2 separate regions of the Homo sapiens genome follow, and region 2 is linked to region 1. A link is a loop called in an ENCODE intact Hi-C map of the cell type or tissue named here. Cell type or tissue: Calu3. All regions are shown on one strand.

The links. A loop is a pair of places that touch in the nucleus more often than their neighbours do. Peaks named below come from ENCODE experiments on the same cell type or tissue, not always from the same donor. Only the 100,000 strongest peaks of a DNase experiment are listed, where the experiment ranks them.
Region 2: a loop joins it to region 1, with 6 times the contacts of the local background. A loop is called at or near these places in 2 of 110 quality-filtered maps.

What each region holds. Positions count from the first base shown.
Region 1 is chr1:56,185,792-56,193,791 of GRCh38, forward strand. No RefSeq gene overlaps it. Among named protein-coding and RNA genes, the nearest start is that of LINC01767, 230 kb to the right of the region's middle. In Calu3, no CTCF peak of the experiment used is centred here; a DNase peak (open chromatin) is centred at 4,440.
Region 2 is chr1:56,327,664-56,335,663 of GRCh38, forward strand. It overlaps LOC124904186 (a long non-coding RNA gene), which reads right to left and starts at 4,653. Exons shown (of 4, transcript XR_007066107.1): 1 at 1-4,653. RefSeq lists an enhancer at 4,750-4,809. In Calu3, no CTCF peak of the experiment used is centred here; DNase peaks (open chromatin) are centred at 3,698 and 4,718.

The DNA of each region.
Region 1 (8,000 bases):
CCCATCTCAAATATATAGAGAAGATAGTTTTCTCCATATGGACAAGATAGAACATTGATTCAGGAGCTGGTTGCTCTGAGACACAATTAAGAATCAGCCTAGAATCAGTGGTTGGAATCTTACATTGCCTTGTTAGAAGGAAAAAAAGCATTAATGTAGGATTTATATATTGGAAAGCTCTACAGAAGCTGAAATACAGTAGCAAATGAAACGAAGAGTCTTAAGAAAACAGGAGTCATTACAGAATTAACTAAATATACTAATTTCTGTCCTTTTCTGGAAAGCTGGTAAAAATCCCTACAGATCAATTTGCTGTTTTACAAAGAAAGCATCAAACATTGCTCAGTGCTGTTAGGAGACAATTCTCCATGGTTCTCTCCTGTTCCCACATGTCTTCTGAGCAAAGGCACTGACATCTTTTGTTCTGGGCTATGTTTTCAAGGATACTTATATAGTAAACAACCTCAGAAGACAGAGACGGTGTCTTTCTCTGGAGTAGAGAGCAGGATTTTTGCTTTCCAATATAAAAGAGAAAGATTTCCCAAGCTCAGGATTCCTCATTAGTGAAGAAACCCCTCTATGTGGGCCACTCTATATCGCCCTCATGGTATTTGGAAGACAAGCGTTGCCGATGAGAACAAGAAGCTCATGCTGTTTGCTGTATGATGGGTAAAAGTCCTTTGTCTCTGGTCTCAGAGTCTTGTGACTTCTGTCAGCATCCATGAAACAGGCAGAGTAACCTGTATTACTTTGCAAGCAGGGAAAAATTGCAGACCCTTTATATTTCTTAAGTGTTACATCTAAGGTTAGTGGTTGAATACATTAAATTCAAATTTAATGAATATATGTCAATCACTTACTATATGCCAGGGGCTGTGCTAAGTATTTGACATCTATTATCTTATTTAAGCTTCACGTTGGTTCCATGAGAAACTGAGGCATAACTAGTTACATAACCTACTAAAAGACCCATAGTTAGTGAGTGACATTTTCACGCTTCCCAGCCCAGGTAGTCTGACTAGAGCAGCTACTCTTAATGACTTTCTATTTCTGCAGCAATATTTTCAATTATTATTGTTGTCCCTATTAAAAATAAGAAAATAGATTCTGAATTATAAGTGTTTGCTCATAGTCTCAAAATTTATTCATGCGAAATTATGATGTTAACTCCATTATGAAATCAAAGGCAATATTTATTATTAAGTAAAGAAGTAGCTTTCAAATATTTTGCATTAAAATCTTGATTCTTACTGTAATCTTCTAGTATATTCTATTCATTTTGTAATTCTTTTTCTAAAAGCAATAAAAGCACAATGTTGCAGATAAAGTCAACGAAAAGATGCTAAAATTAGTAGACAAAAGTTTGAGGAGAAAGAAGATTTGCATAATTTCCAATTATCTTTTCCAAGAAATGTATCAACTGCAAAGAAAAAATGGTAACTTTATAGTAGAGAAACCCAGCAGATACCAACTTAACCCAGTGATTAAAATACATTACCAGCAAAAAATTAAAAAAAAATGCAGGGATTATTCTGTATTTCAAGAAAAAATACATTACCAGCAATAATACAAATCAATAGCATAAACTCCTAGATGTAAGAGGGACACAACATTTTTTCTTAGTATTGCTACAAACATGTATAACCTCATTCCTATCATGAGAAAATACTAGACATACCCAAATTGAGAGACATTCTATAGAATACCTAATCAGTATTTATTAAAACTGTGAAGCTCATGAAGACAACGAAAGCAGAACTGCTGCAAACTGGAAGAGACAAAGGAGAAATAACAGCTGGATGCAATCTGAGATCTTAGACAAGATCCTGGAACAGACAGGGAAAAACATTTGTGTTAAAATGGGTGAAATTAGAAAAAGGCCTGTAGTTGAGTTAATTATATTGTACCAAATGTTCATTTTCATCACTTGATAATTGTACTATGGTTATTTAAGATATTAACATTAGGTGGAACAGGTAGATAACAGAATTCTTTGTATTATTTTTTCCACTTGTCTGTAAGTCTAAAATTAGTTCAAAATAAAATGTTTCAAAAAATAAAATGATGTTGCTTATGTAAAACAATTCTTTATGAAATGTAGTATAGTGGTTAAGAGCATCTTTTCTGTATTCAAACCCTAGCTTTTTAACTTATAAACTATATAATTTTGGGCAAGTTATACCTATCACTCTGGGCTTCAATTTATCTCAAAAAGTAGTATCCTAATACCCACATTGTGTTTGTTACGAAGATTAAATAAGGAAATCCTTGCTAAAAACACAGGTCAACACAAAATATACTCTTAATATATTTTCTCTTTTCTTGTAATAGCCAGTGGTTCATCTATGTCAGGAAGCCATTGGGTTTCATCTGCCAAAAGATGCCCTCATCAAAGACACCAATCACCTCTTGAGAATGAAAAGCAAGAGAATACAAGGAGAAAAGATATGGCCTCGTTAGGATGTGCTTTGAACCAGGGGTTGTCAGCTCAAATGCCTACAAGGACCAAGCCTATGACACCAGCTAGTGGAGTCAACCTGGGCAGGAATGTGGTGAGCTGGAGAGCCAGTGTGCTCTCCAAGGGGAACAGCTGTGTTCCTGCTGTCACCATGATAAATTGTGGCCCAGTATTGCCAGATCTCCCAATTTTGCAAGAATCTTGGCTTTTTATAAGAAAACTCCCAACTTCTAAATGTTGGTAAATAGTTCAAAAATGTAAAGCATCCTGGTTCTAAGACTACAAATGCCAAACCCCAAAAGCGAGTGAGCCAGATGCAGCTGGTGGGTTCCACCTCGATTGCCAACTTTTTAGCAGGTACAGCTGGTGAAGTAGGGAGTGGGTGGGGTTTTTGTATCCAAAATGCCTGGGTACAAATTCACTCTGTGGTTAATTAGCGTTACCCACACACACATGCTTACACATGCACACGTACATGCACACCAGTTACCTCATCATATATATTTGGTAGGCTCAGAATTAAGCAAAATTGAAGATAATTTTTAAACTGCAGATTTCAGAAATTTTTATATACTCAGGTGCATTATGAATCCTGATTAGAGTCTATGTAAGCTATGTATACCTTTTATTTTCTTCCAACGTCATCAGCCACCTAGGCATTTTCTGAGGCACTACTCATGGCACAAGCATTCTGTGAAAACACATATGGGACCCTGGACTAGATGGTTTCTAATGCTCCTCCCAGCCCTGACCCTCCTTGTTCCTGAGCTCAACAACAAAAGGATCTTTCTTTTTCCCCACAGTGCTTGGTGCATGGTGCACCACTGGTAAATGCTTACGGAACTAATTGCCTCTTGCAAAGGAATTTGGGGCTCACAATAGTGTCTGTACTTCAGATTAGGAGGAAAAAAAAAAGAAATCAAGCCAGATGCCACAATGGACTAAAACAAGCTCCCCGACTTTGCCAGTTGGTTTTGATTGTTTACAAAGAAAAAGCCAAACAAAGAAGGAGGTGGAATTTATTTCAGTAAACAGCATCTTTCAAAGAGAAAGAACTCAGTCTTCTCTAAGAGAGGTGCCCTCACTGCTGTTACAATCAGAAAACGTTTGCAAACAACCACTTGGTTAAAGAAAACAACATGTTCAAACAACAAAACCATGGGTTTTCTCAGAGCATTTGGGGTGTGTTTGTGTTTGTGTGTGTGTTTGTTTGGGAAGGAGGGTGGGAGGGATGCACTTGCATACATAGTCATCTTCAAGTCTAAGAGCATTTTGGTGTCTCAAGATAGGAAAGTAACAGGTTTTTAAATGCAGTGCATTGAAGCTGCAAGCGATTTTACACCCTGTCTTGCCAAATATTCCTCAATCTGCAGATAACACAAACAAGTCCCAGGGAGGTTAAGTGGATTTCTTAAGGAACAGATTCCACCCCTGTTCCCTGTCTCCCCTTCTCTTTTCTTCCTAGTGTTCTTTCCCCAGTATGCTGCCTCTTAGAGCACAGGAATATTTTAAGAAACAGTTTACGAAGCCACAACTCTAAATACATAATACCAGCAACAGTGATACAAACATGGGAAATGGCAGAAGTGAAACAGAAGAGTAAAGTGTTAGTCAAGGCAAGGAGGTAAACTCTAAAGCAACACAATTGCATGCACTCCTAAATCCAAAGGAAATCCGATCTCATTGCTGGGAGATATTATAAACTACGACAATAATAATAGCTCTGCCTAACAATGAACATTCCCTAAGCGCTCTCTTTGTGCCAAGCACTGTCTTGAATGCTTGTTCTCTGTCTTATTCAATCTCACAGTTACTGCCTCTGCAAGAAAGGTGGCGCTGTCATGATTTCAACAGAGGACAAAACTGAGGATCAGGAGGCCCGAATAAGTAATTGCCCAAGGTTACGTAGTGCAGAAGTAGGTATGCTGGAATTTGAACTCGGATCGATCTGATTTCAAAGCCCTGAATAGTTCTACCACATCAAGGGCAGGAATGATGCGAAGCCACTTACGTATTATGGTACTTGTCAGTGTTTGTGTACCTAAAGACAATGCTCATTTTATGTCTACTGTGTGCCCAATGTGTGTCAGTCACCATGGTCAGTCTGAGGATGAAGCAATGAGACCCTGCCTGGTCATTCAAGGAGGGATCAGGGGAGGAATGAGGGAGACAAGAGAAGCATTACAATCTGGGCCATAAGAGAGCATACAGGGGTCCAGCACACCTAATACCAGGGTCCTAAAAGGGTATATGGAACTGATGGCATTGAAGGTGATCCTTAAAAGAGGAACTCAAAGAGGAAGCAGGAAGAAAATGCTGCTTTAGATACAACGAACTGGAAAATCAAAGATCAATGGCAGCAGGGACTCAGGGGGAGTCAGAGAAAAAGCATCCACTGGCACATAGCTGGAGTCTGAGGTGTGTCCTGAAAGGTAAAGGGAGACGATTTTGAAAAACTGGAGGATTTTGAACTTTGGGCTGAGCAGTTTGAACTTTATGTTGCAGGTTATGAGGGTAGGATGGGGGTAGGTTAAATTTAAGACATAGGACCACAGAAATGTCCTAACTGAAACAGGAATTAGCCTGTGGGAAACAGGAATTCAACAGGGGCCCTCTTTAAGAGTCAGACAGGGCTGTGTTAGAACTCCAGCTCTGCCACCCACTAACTGTGTGGCCTTAGATGAGTTACTCCCCTTGCTGAGCCTCCTCTTCCTCATTTGTGAAATGGAATAATAATACTATCTAGCTCATAAGATTGTTGTGAGGGTTAAAGAAGCATCGACTGCAAAGCGCCTTTGCAAATGCCTTACACATGTGAGTTATTATTCAGTGGTGAGTCCTGATTTCCATAATGTTTGATTTGTCAGTGGTTTGGGGTAATCAGTGCCGACGTCTTTCTCCCTTCAAAGCTTGCGCCATGGCTGTGATTCACAGAGAGTTTGTGGAAGGCAGCACTAGTTTAGTGGCAAGCAGGCTCAGTTTCTGATTCTAGCCCCGCAGTCATTGGCGGGTCCTGCATGGAATGACTTCAGGCCAAATAAAACCTCTCTCTGGGATTTAGAGTCTTCTTTCAACACAGTGGGTGGCATAGAGTTGACAATCAGCAAATAGTGGTGTCCTTTTCTTCCTTTCTAAGTCTGGTATTGCCTGTGTGTCTAGAAACCCATTTAACTTCCCTGGGCCTCAGTTTCCTTGTTAAGAAAATGGGAATAATCATCTTCACTGGATACTTTGTAGGATTATTTTGAAGCTCAAACAGCAGTTGGGATAAGATGGTGCAATGCTTTGTAAGCTGAATCACTTTACAAACATACGGGATCATTATTATAAACTGAGCCAAGTTCAAATGGTTCCACTGAAATTCTGAGTCCCTGAGGCTAAAATGAGTTAATATTTGGAGTGGCCTCCTGAGCTCCAAGGAAGAATAACAATGAAACTTTCATCTCCTGGACTAATAATAGTGAAAAACAGTTCACCGTTATGGGCCTATTCATCGCTACCCCGTGAAAACAGAGCTAACTGCTATAAAACGAGGCCAATTAAATCTACACAATTCTGCTTCCTGCCTCCCATCCATTTCACCTATTCTCCCCCTCTCCCAAATAATAGCCTTTCTCCCCTCCCTTCTCTTCATGGTGAAGTCTTACATCTGTGAAGATCATAAAACGCATGACAGCCATTGGGGGAAAAAAAATCACACTAGTACACACACACAAACACACACACACACACACAAACACATCAGCACATCCCTCCCCAGCAGTGTCCTTAAGAAAAGGAATAACCAGTTGGAGACAGCTGCATTGATGGTGCCACTAAGCAGCCCTGGTGACATGGCCAAGGGCATTTCTTGACTCCTTTGCACGTGCTCTGCACACCAAGACACACAGGCTTAGCCTGAAATCAGCCCTGAGTGGACATTCAGAACTTAAATGCTCTTTAATTAAAGCAAATATCATGGCATTTGTTCCAAGAGTCTGCAAGAGTTACTGACCAGCGGACTTCCTTGAGTTCCTTTCCCTGTCATAAGAAGTTGAAAATATCACCTCACAGATCACCCATAGATGTTTAATGCCCTAATTTGGAAATACTGCATTTCTGTTTTTATTTTTAGTTTTGCAACTTTGGGAACAGTGCAAAAGAGAAAGACCTAGGTTATGATGGAATGAACACTGGACATAAAGTGAAACCACCAGAATTCAAATGCTTACTATGTTCCTTATAAGTTGTGTCACCTTGTGTAAGTCACTTCTCATCTGCAATACGGGGAAACAATGCCCACTTCTCAAGTGCTGGGGAGCTCAATAGAAGTATCCCAGAAATAAAAAGCCTCATATACTGTACGTTTCTCCTGTTGAGTAAGTGTGAGTTGTGATCCCTCAAAAGGGCGACGAATTAGGATCAGGAGCCATAGAACCTGAATCTGGCCTCTGTTGCTAACCAGTTGGGTGACCTTCACAAATCATTGCACCTCTTGGAGGCTCATTTTTCTCACACCATTCAAGAAATATTCGCAAAATTTCTATCATGTGGCAGGTTCTGTGTATAATTCCATGAACTCTTAGTCAAATATAAGGATGACTATGACATTTTTGACTACTGGTTAATGATATGAATTGTGTAATTTCATTATTTCAATGTCGTATCTTCCCTTATGATCTCCATTTCGAGGTTGTATTGTTCTCTGTGATCTTAACCTTCTATTCTAATTTATATTGTCCTAGTTTCTGAATATTAAATATTTTTAATTTATACTTTACTATTTTAATAGAGCCATACTGAGTAAGTTGCTATGAATACTTTGTAGGGTGGAATGCAATACTGATATATAAACAAATTAATAAATAAGAGCAGAGGAAATATTCCCAGATTAAAATTTATTAATTTTGCCTAAGTAAATCTGATTGTCATTCTCCGATTACCCAACCCCAAACCTATCTTTATGTGAGATTTAAAATAAAGATGCTCGACCCGGTGCGGTGGCTTATGCCTGGCATCCCAGCACTTTGGGAGGCCGAGGCAAGCGGATCATGAGGTCAGAATATCGAGACCATCCTGGCCAACATGGTGAAACCCCGTCTCTACTAAAATACAAAAAAATTAGCCGGGCATGGTGGTATGTGCCTGTAGTCCCAGCAACTCAGGGGGCTGAGGCAGGGGAATCACTTGAACCCGGGAGGTGGAGATTGCAGTCAGTCGAGATCGCGCCACTGCACTCCAGCCTGGTGGCAAAGCGAGACTCCGTCTAAGATAAATAAATAAATAAGCTCACTTTTCCAAGATTAAACAATAGTTAAACGCCACCCCCCCCCCAAAAAAAGAGAGAAAGATACATCTGAGAAGGTTACTATAATTCATACATATTTTAAAGGATAATAGCAGCAGCTTTCCTGACAAATAGTTTTGAAAATGAGAGGGAAGGGTTCAAATCAAAGAGTGTTTTCTTTGACACTATGAGGGCTGATGGCAAGGAAAGGGGTGGTGAGAGCAGGGCACAACTGACCAAAGTGGAGGGACCTAGCTTTGTGCTGAGGATCTGATA
Region 2 (8,000 bases), 140 kb after region 1:
ATATACACGTATCATATTGTATGCTTTCAATATGTGCAGTTTATTGTACATGAAGAAGAAGGAAGAGGAGGCAGCAGGGGATCAGGAAGAAGAAGCAATAGTAGCTATGATGCTAAGAGTCGCTCTTCTGCGTCATCCAGAGGCAAGCAAATAGTGTCTTCTGCCTTCTTTATGGCTCTCAGCTCCAGGCTAAAATTAGAATAATAGATAAAGCAACTATAGAACAAGGCAGTTGTCCAGAATATTGATTTGGCAAACACTTTTCCAGTGCTTTCTGCTTGCCAGGCTCTCTACTAAGTGCTTTGCATTACTTATCTCACTTAATTCTCTTATCAGTCCTCTGTGGTAAGTACTATTACTATCCTCGTTTTACAGATGAGGAAATAGACCAAAAGTGTTAAGTGCCATGTCCAGGGTTATATGGCAAAGCCAAATTAAATAAAGTTATATAAAAGCAACTCATAGGGCCCAGGACAGAGCAGGCACTTTATAAATATGAGTTGAGACCACTCTACTTGGTATATGTCGGTGAAGGTGACCTTGTCCAGTGATTGAGAATGCAAACTCTGAAGTGGAACAACTTTGGTTCAAACCCATTCACCAGCTATGGGAACTTTGGCTTAGAATTTCACTTCCTGTGCTGTTTCTTCATTTGTAAAACAGGGCCTGATTTAAAGGTTTAATGGAGTAATATGTATAAAAAATATGGAATGATAGTTGATAGGCAATAAATTCTCAAAATATGGCACTTATCACATTAGTTGAGTCTTGGTTTGTGCAGCATTTGTTGATTGATTGATGAGAGAAAACACATAGCAATGTTGTACCATCCTCAATAAAATCCACTTGAGAACTCACCAAAATGGTAGTCATATTCTCATTTACTATGCTATTCAGAGCAAAAAAGAGATCTATCTTCCAAACAAAACCCATCATTTGTGTCCTAACAAATTTACTTCTCATCATCAATTCCTCTCTGGCCCTTCCTGGCCATCTCAGGACTCCCTCAACACCCTGTGAGTGAGCCTTAACCTGAGGTCACTTTCTCTTCCTGGACAGACTCCCATAAGCCAGTGCCTCTCTGCCTTCCACTTCTCTTCTTGAACATCCTCATCCTTGGGGCTCTTAAGCTCTCGGGATAAATGGTTCAGAGCCATCTGTGGTATGCTGTCCTCTTTGGACAGAGCTTGTAGCCTAACATTCTACTTTGCTCACTACACACCAGCCACATTAATGAGATGACTGTATTATTTTTCCATCCAGTAGAGATGCTTTAGGGAGTGCAAAATAGCCCTATTAATAAGGACTCTGGGTTTAAATGGGACTATCCCCAGAAAACAGCCTATATCCTGTTCATATGACCACCTTCACAGACCTTCTCTCCATTCTTGGTTTGTGCAAAACTCCTTTGCAACTTCATGCATGCTGCTTTACTTAAGCAAGACATCCTTCCTCTCCCCTTTAATTCCACCACCTATGACTCATCCCATTTCACTTTCAATGACACTTTCAGGCACAGGCCCTCACATCACCCTATATTCCTTTCTTATAGTACTTTTCATAAAACTGTTTCATAACTTATATAATGGCAAAGAACCCTAGCTTGGTGGCTCTTAGTACCAACCCTGTAACCTTTGACAAGTCACTTAATTATTTTCAGGCGCAGTGGCTCATGCTTATAATCCCAATGTTTTGGGGTACTGTGGTGGGAAGACTACTTGAGGCCAGGAGTTCAAGACCAGACTGAACAACATAGCAAGACCCCCACCTCTCCAATAAATAAATAAATAAATAAATAAATAAATAAATAAAAAGTTACTTAATTCTCTGGGCCTCAGATTACACATGTGTTAAATGGTGATGATAATAGTGCCTATTTTGTGGGGTAATTTTGAAGGGTAAATGGAAAAAAATTTCCATAAATCACTTAACACAGTCCTTTGGTAAGAAGAAAGCTCCTAACAAAGGTTTTTCTTGGGTTTGGTTGTTGTTATCACCATTGCATTTTCCAGTTTGCAGGGCCCTTTCACATTTGGTGTGTTCTTCCTGGTAAAGGACTAGGTTTGTCCTGTTAGAGAGTTGTCAAATGGACTCTGAGAAGTCAAGTGGCTTTACTCAGGTCACAGCTGGCAGGACCAGGGCCTGAATCCTAAATACTGATGCCACAGTGGGTTTCATTGCTGCTATTTTGACGTCCGTTCTAGCACTCAGTTCTACTGTTTCATAGAGTAGGGAGATGTTGCTGTGAAGGCTTCACTTTACTTCAACATGCCTATATGAAAGTTGGCTAAGTGCTCAGAAAAGAAGTAGCTTTTGAACAGAATGCATTTATAGCTAAAGGCTTCCACACTGGGAGTCAGTGTCAGAGAGATTAAATACCTAGTCTTGGGAATGACATCTGGCTTTAAATCAGCACTCCGCCACTAATCATCATGTGGCCCTGGGCAAGTCCCTTGATCTGTACAAGGCTCAGTTTCCTTGTATATAAAGTGGAGATTGCAATGGCACCTCTGTCTTCTAAAGCAGATTGCATAATACAGGCATGTAGCAATACTAAATAAATGTTAACTAGTATTCTGATCTAATTTTTAAGCTCCAGTTTGTGCCTACTGCTCTTGAAGTAAAGACCAAACTCCTTAATATGATCTACAAAGCTTGGATCTATCTAAGTGAACCTGTTTAGCCTAACATCCCACTTTGCTCACTACACACCAGCCACATTAATGAGATGACTATTATTTCTCCATCCAGTAGAGATGCTTTAGGGAATGCAAAAAAGCTCTATAATGAATACACTGGGTTTACAAAGGGACTATCCACAGAAAACAGGACCATATGGTCATGTTACACATTGACTTTCTCTCCGTTCTTGGTTTGTGCAAAACTCCATTGCAACTGCATGCATGCTGCTTTACTTAAGCAAAATGCCCTTCCTCTCCCCTTTAATTCCACCACCTATGACTCATCCCTCTAGTTTCATTTTCAATGACACTTTCAGCCATAGGCCCTCACAGCACCCTATATTCCTTTCTTATAATACTTTTTCATAACTTTTGTTTGAACAACTACTTCTCCATCAAGATTGATTTATATCTATCTCTCCCACTAGACTGTAAGCTTCATGAGCATAGACTATGACTGTCTTATTCATCATTATATCAAGTTTCTAGCAGTCACTGAATGAATGAATGAATGAATAAAATTATTATTATATATGACCTGCACAATAACTCTGTAAGATAAAGAAGTATTATCATCTCCATTTTATAGATGTAAAAATGAAAACAGAGAAGTTAAGCAACTTGCCCAAAGTGACACAGTGAGTGAAGTATTGAATACAAGGGACTCTGACCTAGAGTAAGACTCCCAGCTCAATACATTTTCTGCTACTCCATATTGTCTCTTAATATCCTATCTCCATGTCTTTTGGATCTGAAAAACTCAGCCTCTATTACCGACAGCTAATGAATACAAGAGAGATTTCTCTGAACACAGACAAGCCCTCTATCCCTTCTCTTTTAGTGGGGGCTGTTGGAAAGGAAGCTTACTTCAAGTAGATATAAGAAATAAACATTTTTGCCAGCTTGAATGCAGCCTAATCCAGTGGTTATTTAGATTAAAACCCCAGGGCAGTGTCCAGGCTGACCTCATCTCTATGTGGCAGAAGAGTGCCACCAGGTTCAGCCACACTCAGGAGCCTCAGCCCAGGAGAAGTACATAAGGAAATAGTTCAGAATCCCAGTGCTCCAGGGGAGCCTTGATGACTGAAACTTGAGAGGCCTCCTGAACTTGGAAGAGAGGTCAGGCCACCAAATGCTCCATTGTCCATTGAATGTTACATCCCATGCAATTCCAGATAACTCAATACTACAGTATTCTCTTACAACTGAGAGCATTATATTTTTCAAATGCTTCCATAAACAGCTTTGTTTTCCTTTTAACCTATCAACAACTAAAAAAAAATGTGGGAACAAGTAATGCAGTAAAAAATGGTTACGTGCATGGGATTTGGAGTCAGACAGGTTGAATCCCATTTCTGCTGCCTTCTAGCTATGGAACTTGAATAAGCCACTGAGCCCCTGTGAGCCTCCGTTTTCTCATGTGTAAAATAAAGATACTGTATTACATACAGAGACATCATAGAGTCAGTCAGGTGATGTATGTAAAATGCTTTTCTCAGAAGTTCAATATTAATAGTACTTAAGTCAGAATTTCTGGACTCTACTTTGTTGAGTGGGATTTCTTTACAGTGAGGCCCACCAGCAAATATCCACCTCCTAGTTCATCTCCATAGTTAAATAGCAGGCTGAGTAAATATTTGTGACATGAATCAATAAGCCAGTGAACCTTTGTCCCGTTATGGCACCAAGAAACCTTTCCCTCTCTCCTGGTTTGGGGCCTAAATGCTTCTGGAATAATGAGCTGTCATGGATTGATGAATCACAAAGCAGTGGACTTACAATGCCTTCCAAGCAATCAGGTTTAAAGAAAAATCCTTTAGGGCACATTGATGCGGGGTGAAAGAAAGCGAGGCTGGGTCCTGATGAATCCCACACGCAGCCTGACAGAGTGAATGGCAACCTCTTCAAATCGGTTCTTGGCGGAGGCACTCGGGGAGTTCTTACTTACCAGCCTCTCCAGACCTGTCTGTCTGTCCACCGCAGACTCTACCTCTGACTGGGGAGGCCTGAGTCAGGCGACCAGGGGATCCTGCTGATTGGAGTCAGCTCAATGACTCGTCAGCTGGAAAGAGGGGGATATTGAATTCATCAGTCATGTTGACAGGGGGCGTGGGGTGGAGAGTGCAGGGGAAAACCCAGTGTTGGGCAAAGCTGTGAAGAACACTGAGTTAGACTTGGGCACGATAACCCCTTGAACCAAATTAATGACCCACAGGCTCCCATTGTTTTGTTTCAAATTGTACTGAATGATGGATAATAAATGTTAGCCCTTGGGTCTCACTCAAATATCTAAGAAAACAGTAGGCAATTTCTTAAATTTTTTTTTCCGAGTGTTTTCATGTATCTTTAAATGTTATACAACATTTATATTTCAGTAATTGGACACGCTGATACTACCTGGGATGGTAGCAGCCAATTGGGATTTTTTTTTCTTTTCTTTTCTTTTTTTTTTTTTTTTTTTTGAGACAGAGTCTCACTGTCACCCAGGCTGGAGCACAGTGGTGCGATCTCGGCTCACTGCAACCTCCACCCCTCAGGTTCAAAGATTCTCATGCCTCAGCCTCCTGAGTAGCTGGGATTACAGGCATGCACCATCACACCCAGCTAATTTTTGTATTTTAAGTAGAGACGGGGTTTTGTCATGTTGGCCAGGCTGGTCTTGAACTCCTGACCTCAAGTGATTTATCTGCTTTGGACTCCCAAAGTGGTGGGATTACAGGCATGAGCCACGGCACTTGGTCAACAAATTGGGATTTATTAAACACCTATTTTGTACCATGTGAATATATATATATCTGTTATTTTACTCATTTCTCTGAGAGGGGTGCCTACATAATTCCCAAATTATAGATAAGAAAACAGGGAAAGACAGGTGACTAATTTGCAGAGTCACTTTACAAGACAGTGACAGAGGCTGAACACAGTGGCTCACACCTGTAATCCCAGCATTTTGGGAGGCCCAGGCAGGAGGATTGGTTGAGACCAGAAATTTGAGACCAGCCTGAGAAACACCAAGGCCCCATCTCTACAAAAAATAACAATTAAAAAATGAGCCAGGTGTGGTGGCAGATGTCTGTAATCCCAGCTACTTGGGAGGCTGATGCAGGAAGATCACTTGAGTCCAGGAGTTGAAGGATGCAGTGAGCTATGAATGCGCCATTGCACTCCAGCTTCGGTGACAGAGAAGGACCCTGTCTCTGAAAAAAAAAAAAAAAAAAAAAAAAAACAGTGACAGAACCAGAATTTTAACTCAAAGCTATGCAACTCTAAAGTGTATCAGTCCATGCCCTGCCCCTTTTGCCTCTGCTCCAAGAATCAGTAGCAGGGGTTGGTTTGGCCCATTGCTCACCAGTTGATAGCATGTACATGTGTTTCACTGGTTAAGTTTTGAAGTGAATTGTTTCTCCCAACAGCCTTGTTAAGTGACCAAGCTAAATTTGAGGTCAAGTGTCTTTGGAGTCAAGAGAAGCTCTAGTCCAGCTGGTCTCTGTAAGAGTCCCTCCTAGAACTTCCTCCCCGACTGGTCTACTCCAGGAGCCACCAAGATGCACCTTTTTCCAGATATTCAGAGCCAGAACAGTCCTTGAAATTCTTCTTTTTCAGATTGCTGGGGCTGTCCTAATTAGCACAATGGTAATTGTTGGGAGGGGAGTTTGACAGTTGGCCCAGGGACCTGGGCCAAGGCCCCCTCTGGCTATGATGTTCTGAGATTATGTGAATTGAAGGGTTCCCTCTGGTTCAGAATCCATATTCCACACTCTGCTCTCTCAGCCTGGCTTCCATGTCCAGAGATTATATGCTAGCTTTAGTACTTTTAGGCTAATGATACTGAATCACAGGTTTGGAAGGGACTTTAGGACTGTCAGGTCCAATCTACAATTCAATAGTTGGATCTCATCTGCAATATCCCTGCCAATTGGTTTCCCCTCTGCTTACCCTTCTCCAGCAATGAGGAGCTCATTACCTCATTCCTTCTTTGGATAATGTGGCTGTTAGAAAGTTCTTTCTTTGCTTTAAGTTGTTTCAGGCAGAAGGGACAACATGAGCAAAGACGTGGAGGAGAAAACAGCTTGCGTCACTCAATGAGGATTTGGAATCAGAAGACTAGGGTCAAGACCCACATCTCCTACTTCTTAGCTGGTGACCTTGGATAGGAATTTAACCCTCGTGAACTTAAGTATTTCTTTTCTTAGCTATGAAATAGGGTTAATACCTGCCCTATCTACCCCCAGGACTTGCTGTGAGGATCAAATGAGAAAATGAATAGCTACTTTCAGAGAAAAAGGGTGTGTACATTTGTAACAGGATAGTTATTATCATTGACAGTTTTTTTGTTTGTTTGTTTGTTTGTTTTTGAGACAGAGTCTCACTCTTTCATCCAGGCTGGAATGCAGCAATGTGATCTCAGCTCATTGCAACCTCTGCCTCCTAGGTTCAAGTGATTCTCATGCCTCAGCCTCCTGAGTAGCTAGGATTACAGGCATGAGCCACCATGCCTGGCTAATTTTTGTATTTTAGAGATGGGTTTTACCATGTTGGCTAGGCTGGTCTCAAACTCCTGACCTCAGGTGATCTGCCCACCTCAGCTTCCCAAAGTGCTGGGATTACAGGCATGAGCCACAGCACCCGACCATCACTGATAATCTTTTATCCAACTTTTTCCACTTTGAATAAGAAAGGAACCAAAGCAGTTGTCTTTGATTTGTTTTGCTACTATTTGCAAGGCAAGAGGTTTGACACTTGCCATAAAATGCAGAAGTAGCACTTGCCCAAATTTTGTCCTTTAGTGGACTCAATATATTTTCAGACAGCATCATGAAATGGTATCTCACTCATGCCCAAATCTCCTTCCCAATTCAGGCACATTGTTTGGGTCTCCCTGGGGAAAGGGCCGACACTTGTGCTCATTTGCACCCAAGCTGCTGAGGGCTTGCACTGACAGAAACAGATGTCAGCAGGGTGAAACCAACACATTAATTTTGCCTGATGACCTAAGCCAGATGTGGATAGAAGTCTCCAGAGGTAAGAAAGAGGGCGAGAAAAGATTATGGCCTCTCCCTGCTGTACCACAATCCATTCCGATTTTTCAAGATTATCTTTCAGCCATCAGCCCCAAAACTGACTAAATATCTCATGCAGCCTTTCTGAGCCAGCATCCCCAGGCTCTCCAGATTTGACCATCTCTGAATAATTGTGAGTATCACCTTTCAGGAAAGACCTCCCTGACCATTTCAAATGCCACAGTTCTTGATCTAGATGATATATCATTTCATTCTCAAAATAGTCCTCTGTGGTAAGTTTTATCATTTCCTTTATTTA